Linked DNA regions of Homo sapiens: region 2 is linked to region 1. Evidence: chromatin contacts called from ENCODE Hi-C or POLR2A ChIA-PET data. All regions are on one chromosome and are shown on one strand. Each heading gives the region's core, a stretch centred on a gene start or an enhancer-like site at or near the end of the contact. The rest is flanking DNA. Distances are from core to core; before and after follow the strand shown.

Evidence for each region. A loop is a pair of places that touch in the nucleus more often than their neighbours do. ChIA-PET counts read pairs that join two places held with the same protein, here RNA polymerase II (POLR2A). Pooled maps may share reads with other maps.
Region 2: a pooled map shows a loop between it and region 1 (2.9-fold over the local background). The contact joins two enhancer-like sites. A Hi-C loop is called at or near these places in 5 of 168 maps with a recorded cell type or tissue (PC-9, breast epithelium, endothelial cell of hepatic sinusoid and 2 more) and 6 of 50 pooled maps. POLR2A ChIA-PET finds 5 or more read pairs at or near these places in 3 of 52 experiments (PC-9, Panc1 and activated CD4-positive, alpha-beta T cell).

The regions. Positions count from the first base shown.
Region 1 is chr7:151,662,831-151,667,415 of GRCh38, forward strand. All of the region lies in intron 4 of PRKAG2 (protein kinase AMP-activated non-catalytic subunit gamma 2), which reads right to left. Among named protein-coding and RNA genes, the nearest start is that of PRKAG2-AS2, 140 kb to the right of the region's middle. Within about 2 kb of position 2,726, at least 10 of the 41 ENCODE cell types and tissues checked have a DNase peak (open chromatin) inside an H3K27ac peak, as active enhancers do.
Region 2 is chr7:151,704,641-151,709,006 of GRCh38, forward strand. All of the region lies in intron 3 of PRKAG2 (protein kinase AMP-activated non-catalytic subunit gamma 2), which reads right to left. Among named protein-coding and RNA genes, the nearest start is that of PRKAG2-AS2, 100 kb to the right of the region's middle. RefSeq lists a silencer at 1-123. Within about 2 kb of position 1,276, at least 6 of the 41 ENCODE cell types and tissues checked have a DNase peak (open chromatin) inside an H3K27ac peak, as active enhancers do.

The sequences.
Region 1 (4,585 bases), core at 1,476-3,975:
TGAGGCTGCAGTGAGCTATGATCACACTCCAGCATGAGTGACAGAGGGAGAATCTATCTCTAAAAACAAACAAATACATAAAACACAAGTCTGGGCTTGGCACAGTGGCTCACACTTGTAATCCCTTTGGATTTGGGATTACTTTGGGAATCTTTGGGAGGCTGAGGTGGGTGGATCACCTGAGGTCAGGAGTTCAAGACCAGCCTGGCCAACATGGCAAAACGCTGGTCTCTTCCAAAATTTAAAAAACAAAACAAAACAAAAAAACGACACAAATCTGAACAAGTCCCTCCTCTGGAAATCATGGCAAGGGAGGGAAGGGCAAGTTTATGCTGTTTGTCTGTGCCACTTCAAATGTGCAGCCCTTCCTTACTCAAGGAGGTTAAGGGGAAGAACAAAGACCCTTCCACCTTCACTTTATGTTACTCCAAATCTCCTCAATCAGCCCAAAAGCAGAGTGTGTAATTCTATAACGCTCTGAAGGCAAGGAGTATAATCTTCAAGTCCTAACTCTGCTGGATTATTTACCACTTGGCCAACATTTTCTTTTTGTTTTTGTTTTTCAAACAGGGTCTCAGTCCTCTCGCCCAGGCAAAATCATGGCTCACTGCAGCCTCGACCTCCCAGGCTCAGATGATTCTCCCACCTCAGCCTCCCAAGTAGCTGGGACTACAGGCGTGCACCACCAGCCCAGCTAATTTTTTGTATTTTTAAGAGAGATGGGGTTTTGCCGTGTTGAGGCTGGTCTCGAACTCCTGGGCTCAAGTGATCTGCCCACCTCGGCCTCCTAGACCGCTGGGATTACAGGCGTAAGCCACCACGTCTGGCCCACTTTGCCAGCTTAGTGGCCAGTCTGATCCTCCTTAAGGGCAGGACAAATAACTAATTCCACTGCCCTCTCCAGTGGAATGCACTCCACGTCTTTAGTGAGGCAAAGCACTACTGTTTGTCCCTTGCCTTTCTGGGGATGAGACTCAATCTGCCCCTTTGCATTGGATGTTCCAACAAGCAACTGGCTAGCAGTATAAAGGGAAGCTCTGGCACAGATTAGTCACAGATTGGCAAACTTTCTGAAAAAAGCCCAGATAGAAATATTTCGGCTTTGTGAGCCATATAGTCTCTGTTGCAGCAACTCACTCTGCTGTTGCAGCATGAAAACGGCAAGGACAATAAATAAATGAATGCACGTAGCTGTGTGCCAATAAAACTTTAATCACAAAACCAGGTGGTGGGCCAGACTTGACCCATGAGACACCATGTGCCAAACCCCTAATCAGGTATATGAGCTAAGATGCTGCGTCAACCTTGGATCAGCTGAGAATCTCGGATCTCTCCAGAGGTGACGGACAACCATGCTGAGAACACGGATTCTGGAGCCCAGCTGCCTTGGTTCAAATCTTGGCTTTAGCGTTTGCTAGCCATTGAGCCTTTGGGGGAGTAACTTTACACAATTTTATCTCATTTGAGCCTCACAGCAACCCTGTGAGATAAATCCGATATTCCCATTTAACAGAGGCCCGGGTACAGTGGGATCCAAGGTGCAGGAACTTCCCATTAGCACAGGGACATGCCGAGTCACTCTCATCTTTTAAAAGAGGTGCCCTCCCTGCCTGGGTCCCCCTCCTCCTCCAGCCAAGCCCTCACTCACATCTCCTCTTCACACCAAGCTTCTTGATAAAGCTGTCCACATCCTCCACCCTTACTTTGTCATCTCACACTCACTTTGCAACCCTCTGCAACTGGCTTCTGTCCCTGGCTTTGAAATTGGTGACAGTTTTATCATGATGGTTTCTTAGACAAGAAATACACATATTTAAGGTCTACTGCATACCTAGGTGATGTCCTTTATTGACATTGCCAGCCCAAGTTAGGGAAAAAGATAATCACGGTGCACTCTGCCTCCCAATAGAGGTGCTATATGTAGGTTACCTGTGATTCACTCTAGTGAACATCTCAACTCTACAACACCAATATTTGAGCCCTGGCCTCACCCAGGTGAAGGCAGGGTTGCCTCTCTAGGATGGAAAAATTCAATATGAACCCTAAAGTGGCCATCGTCATGGTTAAGGGATGCAGATTTTATCTTGAGAACTCTATCAACCAAGAGAGCAAAATAATACACTACTGGACATTTCCATTTTTCACCCTACACTTGCATCCCTGTGACCAAAATGATGCTAATCCAAGGCCATGCAATCTGTGCATCTGTAGGAGTAGGTATTTCATCTGTTAGTTTTGCTGCCCCGTGAGTGAAGAGGCAGGATGCACCCTTCAATGGCTTTAGCTCCAGAGTTCTGCTTCTACAGGATGCACCCCCTTTTTGCTGGGGAGACTCTCAAAGAGAGGAATGATCTCAACTGTCTCTGAGTGCTCAGTGCCTAGGACAGTGCCAAGCAGATAGGAAATGACCACTGAACAAGTGAGTCCCCTCATGGGTCCCTGGGGAGACGACAGAGGCAGGGAGTTTATCACATTAAAAAGATCCAACAGCTTTTCTTTGGAGCTCAGCTACCCTGGGGAACAGAATGAGTAAGAATCCCAAAGACCCCGGCCACTGCTCAGAAAAAAGGGCCACGCTCCCAGTCGTGTGTGTCTCTCTCTCTGCCTTCTTTCTGTTCATTGAGTCATGATTCCAACAGTGCAGGAACATAGGAAGAATGCCAATTATAATATTTTTTTGACAGCTGGGAGAATAGACACACTCTGCCTGTCTCTTCAGCACACAGGCAGCACTTGTCTAAGCGCCAGCTCTCGTGATAACCAATCCCGCTGAGAATCAGTTCTCTCTGTAGCTCCTACTCCTTGACCCAATGTGAAATTTTTCCAAACTATTTTTAAAGTATCTAATCTGTTGTGAGTCACAGACTATAGAGCTGCTAGTTTACCATTTCTGGGCAGACAGCTTTAACATCAAGACCTGATGAGGTTGTAAGGGTATTTAAAATGGCAGTCAGGAATATAAGAGCAAAGTGGTGCATATAAAGTCTTTAACTGTTCCTTAATGTCAAGCGATTTGAGATATTTATAGATTTTTTAAGTGCCTTTCTATCTTTGAAAGAAAAGGTAATTATTTCACATAACAACCTTGAAAGACTGGTCAGTGATCTTCTCCCAGATTTTCATAATAGGAGAACTAGGGGTCTTGGAGACTGACTGAATGGCAAAAGACAGTCCATTTTTAAAAACAACCCAAAGCTCTTGAGTTTATTATCCATGGCTCAATTCACTGAGCTATGCTACCTCCCCTCACACCGGATGAAACAAGTATTAGTTATCTACTGATCCATAACAAATCACCAAAAACTCAGTGGCTTCAGACAACAATAATTTATTATCTGTTATGGACTGAATTTATGTGTTATGTGTTTCCCCAAAATTCATATGCTGGATCCCTAACCTCCAATGTGACTGTATTTGCAGACAGAGCCTTTAAAGAGGTAATTAAGTGAGGCCATAGGGTAGGCCCTAGTCCAATAGGACTTGTGTCCTTAAAAGAAGGAGAGGAGCTGCCAAGGATGAAAGCACAGTGATGCCTCTGTAAGCCAAGGAGAGAGGCCTCAGGAGAAACTGAACCTGCCAACACCTTGATCTTGGACTTCCAGCCTCCAGAACCGTGACACATCAACTTCTGTTGTTTAAGCTGCCCAGTCTGTGGTATTCTGTTATGATAGTCCCAGCAAACTAATATAGTATCTCTTATGGTTTCCGTGGGTCAGGAATTCATGACCAGTTCAGTTGGACAATCCTGGTTCATGGTCTTTTATGAGGTCTCTCAGTTGGGTATAGCTGGGGCTGCCTAATCTGAAGGCTTGACTGGGGCTGGATGATCCACTTCCATGGTATGCCCTCCCATGGCTGGCAAGCTAGTGATGGCTGTTGGCAAGGGGCCGTAGTTCCTCCCTGCCTGGGCCTAATGAAACTTCTTCATTCAGTCCTAACCAACCATCCTGCAGCCTTCCCTTTAGTTTAGTTATATATTAAATATATAATAAGAAGAAATAGGACAGCCCTTATTTTCTCCTGTCAGGATTTTGGTACCATAAATTTAAAAATGAAGGGGAGAAAAATCCCATGTATTTTCCATGGTGCACTACCCAGATCCCCTTTCAGAAATGAAGGGTATTTTCCCAGCTGTTGAGAACCCTGCCAACTGACAACCTTCAACTATTAGCCGGGATTGCCCTTGGCTAAAGAGAGCTGCCTTGCCCAAGGTCAGCTCCCTGCCCAGGACAGCTGTCGTCTACTGACTGGCTGGTGTCAGAGTATAAAGGCCTAGTTTCTTTGCACCAACCTGGGATAACTCTGATGAGCCGCCCCAGCTTAGTCCTCCCTGTGGGTTAGCTGAGGCCTTTGTTGAGACTGCATTGCATCACAACTTCACCCTCTGCCCAATCTTCCTGCCTTCCCTTCTCCCACAGGTGTCAATCCTCAGAGCACTTCATGATAAACATCCTGCACACCAATCTCTTCTTAGAGTTTGTATCTGAGGGGATGCAAACCGCAACAATCTACTTTACAGGAAGATTATTCTCAGAGCTGTCAACCATCTAAAAATAGCCAAATGAACCTCCAGATTCTATCTAGT
Region 2 (4,366 bases), core at 26-2,525, 40 kb after region 1:
GCACAGAAGACATTATAGAGAGATGAGGAAAGGGGAGGGGCCCAAGTCTGAGCATTTGTGGAACACCTACAATGTGCTGGGCCTGCGTATCTACTGCAATCCACGCGGCACCTACCGGGTGGGGATTTACAACTCTCTGCCTCCCGGGGCGCCACGGCTTGGAGAAAGAGAGTGAGTATTGCCAAGGGAGGCACAGGGAGAGCGAGGCTGCTCAGCGGTGCGGCAGGTTTTGAACCCAAGTGTAACCACTACAAAGCCTATGATTTAGTGGACAGACCACGTCCCCAAAATGTTAGCGCTTAAAAGTCCTGCCCCTGCTAGCCTCAGCAACGGGAATAAAACAGCCATGAACGAAATGAGGTTTCTTTGGTGTGTCAGATACTATCTTCTATAGGAGACACCACTGAAATTACCAGCCAAATGCTGAACACATTTTTGACGATTAGCAAGTTAATGAGAATTTTTCAACCTTCTGATAAAACGTAAATGCAATTGAGTTATACTTCCAGCTGCTCTGAACAGAGGCCTGGTGTCTGAAACGTACAGGATAAAATGTTCAGGTTATCAAGCTGCTCTGGAAACCCCTCTGGTCTCAGAGTTGGCTGAGAATATCAGGCTCCCTTTTCATTCCTACTGATAAGCCCACTTCCTCTCGAGCAACACCAAGGAAACAAGGGATTATGGTGTTTTTTCTCTTTTCTCAATCGGGTTGTAAAACACACACACAGATGTACATGGATTGGAAATTAATCCAGCCGGGAAAGTTGGCTGGCAAGCACTCGGTCCCAAGCAGGATCACCCCGGTATGCCGAACACGCAGCCGGCATCTGGCTGCAAGCATCTGTCTATCACACACAGCTGGGCGAGGGGACAGCCGACTGTCTGTGACAGACACTCCTTAGGGAGACAGATAGGGGGAGGGCTACGTCTTTTCAGAGAGAAAGAGACGTGAGAGGTAAGCACAGTTTTCCCAAAGGCCCATAAAGAAAGCAATTCTATTTGTCCAGGATCAGCTCACTAAGGTCCTCCTAGAGCAGGGTGTTCGATTGGAGGGTGCTCTGCTCTTCAAATTAATTTCAGTCTCCCTGCTTAACTCTCCAGGCTCTGGGGTCCCCTCCTAGAGCAAGAGTGTTGACTCCTCCTTACACTGCCCTCTGCAGGTTGGTGGCACTTCCTTGTAGAAATCTCATAAGTGGCCCTTCTTAGCCGATCTCATCTCACCCGCTGCGTTTTATTTGACATTCCTACACATGTTTTATGATTTCACATCCCCCCGCCCCCCATCTGTGCACCTGCAACTCCCAAGTTCACTGTTGTTGAGGGTAGAACTTCAAGCCAGGAGCCTGGGTCTCTTGAGTCTTGCTCATCAGGGTTAAGATGAAACGACAGGTATGTGAAACCATGTTGTACCCTGCAAAGCATGTTGAAAATGCTTCCCGGAGTAAAAGGTTAGGTAACACAACTTCAGTGTGACTCAGCACAGCAGATATGCAGCACAGAGAAGACCCTGGGACATGCCCAAGGCCACACAGCTGGCTGGTGTCAGTCAGAGCTCCAGCCAAGCCTTGAAGTCTGGCTCTGGAGACCAAGCTCCTGACTGCTGTCTCCTCCTGCCTCTTTGCCCTGTAGCACCAAAGGAGAAATTAATCTTTCCTCCTAGGTGGTAATGACTAGTTGCAATCAAGGCTGCAGAGAGACCCACTCATAGCCCAGGACTGGGAGGTCAGGCTCCTGCCTCGCCCTGCCTTTAACAAGTCAAATTCTCCAAGACATCCAACTCATCTCCCAGACTGTGAAACTAGGGTCCCAAAAGGGTCAGGACTATCTCCCCACCTGGGACAGTGCCTTGCTGTAAAGATTAAGTCCCAGGAAGACACCGAGATCTCCCACCACGAGGCTTCTTGCAGAAAGCCAGAGTACGAGCAACCAGCACCCTGACCTGCCTCCTGCTTTGAGCAGGTGTGCACTGGAAATGCAAATGATGGTTTTTATAGAATTTCAAGCTGAAATCTTCTGACTTTCTTCCAAGGAATGTATTCAAAGGAAAGATGCAAACCCATTTTGGCTGTCTCCCAGACTAGGCGTTAGCTGTGGCAGTAACAGCAGCTTCAGCAAACGCTCAACACAGCCTGAGTCTAGAATACGTTCCGGCAATGGCTTCTGCTTCTCCAACCTGAGCCGGAGGCCACGGTGGTTCCCCATGCATCTCAGCCCAATTGGAGCCACCTGGCCTGGCCAGGGACTAGATGGAGTAGGGCACTCAAATACACCCTCCAGAGGCGTCTACCATGAGGGAAGAGGGTGCCTCTGGCCCAACCCAACGTCAGCCTCAAATGTTCGGACCTGCCTGCAGTCATGCAGAGGAGGCCTTCCCCCTCGGCTGCGTCCTGGGTGCCCCAGCCTTACTGAGCTCAGCCCTGTCTCAGTTTCAGAAGGAAATGCTCACAGGGGACCACAAGTCCCCAGGACATTTAACACCTGGTCAGAGGACAAGTCCAAGCACCTGGATAGCAACTGGACCATGTCATGAAACCCAGTCCTCCTCCCTCCGACGCTGCCCAAACTTGAGCTGCCGTTGTCCAGGCTAGACGGCATCCTGGCAGCAGGAGAATGAACAGCAGTGTCCCATTCATTCAACAGGTGAGCAGGGGACCTCAATAAGGCAAGTCCCTGATAAGGCAGTCCCCAGAATGGAGTGTGGAGCAGGGTAGCTGAGGTGTGGCTGCAAATTCCTAGCAGGTCCCTCCTACTAAACGGTGGTCGGAGAAGCTGCTATATAATGACCGTTTAGTGACATTCCTAGAAATGTTTCTTCCCGCCCTTGAGCCTGCATTTCAGCTTCCAGAGCTCCCCAAACCTCGGGAGGGTCACACTGTTGGCTCTGGGGGAGAGGAATGGGAATTTGAAGGCCAGAGGCTCTCTGGCTCGCACCCATCACCCGCTCTCCTCTCTGGTGGGGTGCTCCCGAAGGTGACTCAGTTCTCCAAGCCAAATGCAGCCATCTGATGTCACCACCTCATCTCCAGAAGGAGTCCTGAGGGAGAACTGGGTCCTCACCACTGCTGCAGTGGCAAACAAAGGACACAAAAATAATTGAGTGGCTGGTCAAGAACCAAGTTAAACCGGCCAGCCAGGGAGCTGGGCCTACGTCAGTAGGGGGCTCAGAATAGCCACAGAGCCCGTGATGTGCCCAACTCACCCCGGGGCCACCGGGGCCAAAGAAAGCCCAGGCATGAGCCAGCACCGGCCCCAAGGCAGGAAAGCCCAATAGCGAACATGGTGGACATCTACCCAGAGAACTCTCGGCCCAACCCAGACGGGGCAGGGGAGGACGCACAGAGAAAACATGCTGACTGTCCACCTGCAAAGGCCCCCGGACATGACCACTGGGTGTGAACTGGCCCCCGCTGTCCACAAGGGGGGCGCTGTCCCCGTTGAAAGCTGGGGAAATGGAAGTAGGAAGAGATGAAGGGGCTTGCCCAGCAACATTTGGCTGACCTGGACCTGAACCCAGGGTTGTCAGGCTCCAAACCTCCAATTGCTTCTTACCCTAAACTCTCCATGCAGCCAGCTACTGTGAGGTATTGTGAAAGGAAAGTCGGATGAATCTTATTATTTCTTTTTTGGCTTACTAGACTCTGAAAGGCCGCATTAGTGAACTCGGGACTCTAATAACTCCTGGTGTCAGGCCTTGCCCTCAGAATGATCGTCCAGTGGGGCACTGTGTGGCCCCTCAAACCCCCATGCCAACCTGGCACCTGCCAGCCATCGAAGAGAATAGAAGCAACAAAAAATAAAAATAGTAAATGTACCAGTATCTTCTATGCAGCGTAAAGATGGTTTTCACTCTACAGCCTTCTCTGTTTAGCAAAGGAATGCATTTGTAACGAAGGATTTTCAGCCACCGAGCCAGCCAGGTAAAGGGAATTTGGAGCCAGAGGGTCCTCATGGCATGCCTGTAGGGTCCTGGCAAGTGAGGATACACTGTCCACGTGGAGGGCTTTCCTGTCGTACCCCGTGTTAGCCATGTAATGTGGGCAGTGACCAGAGGGGATGACAAAGGTAAAATGTCCAGCAATTCACAGGGAACTTGAGCACAGCAAAGTCACTGGGTAAGTGCAGTGGCCGGCAGCTGCCTCTCTGGAGTGCCCTTGGTGAGGCAGGGCCTTTTAAGTTCCATGTGAGCCAACAGCCTGGTGCTGCCACCTGACACTAAACCCCAGCACAGGTTCAGCTCGGGGCACCCATGGACAGAGCTGAAAGGAAGCCACCAGGGCACGCCACTGCTCTCGTCAGAGCCCAGCAGACCAGCTACCTAGTTCTGTGAGAATACCAGAAGCAGAGGGGCCGGAAACCATGACACTGT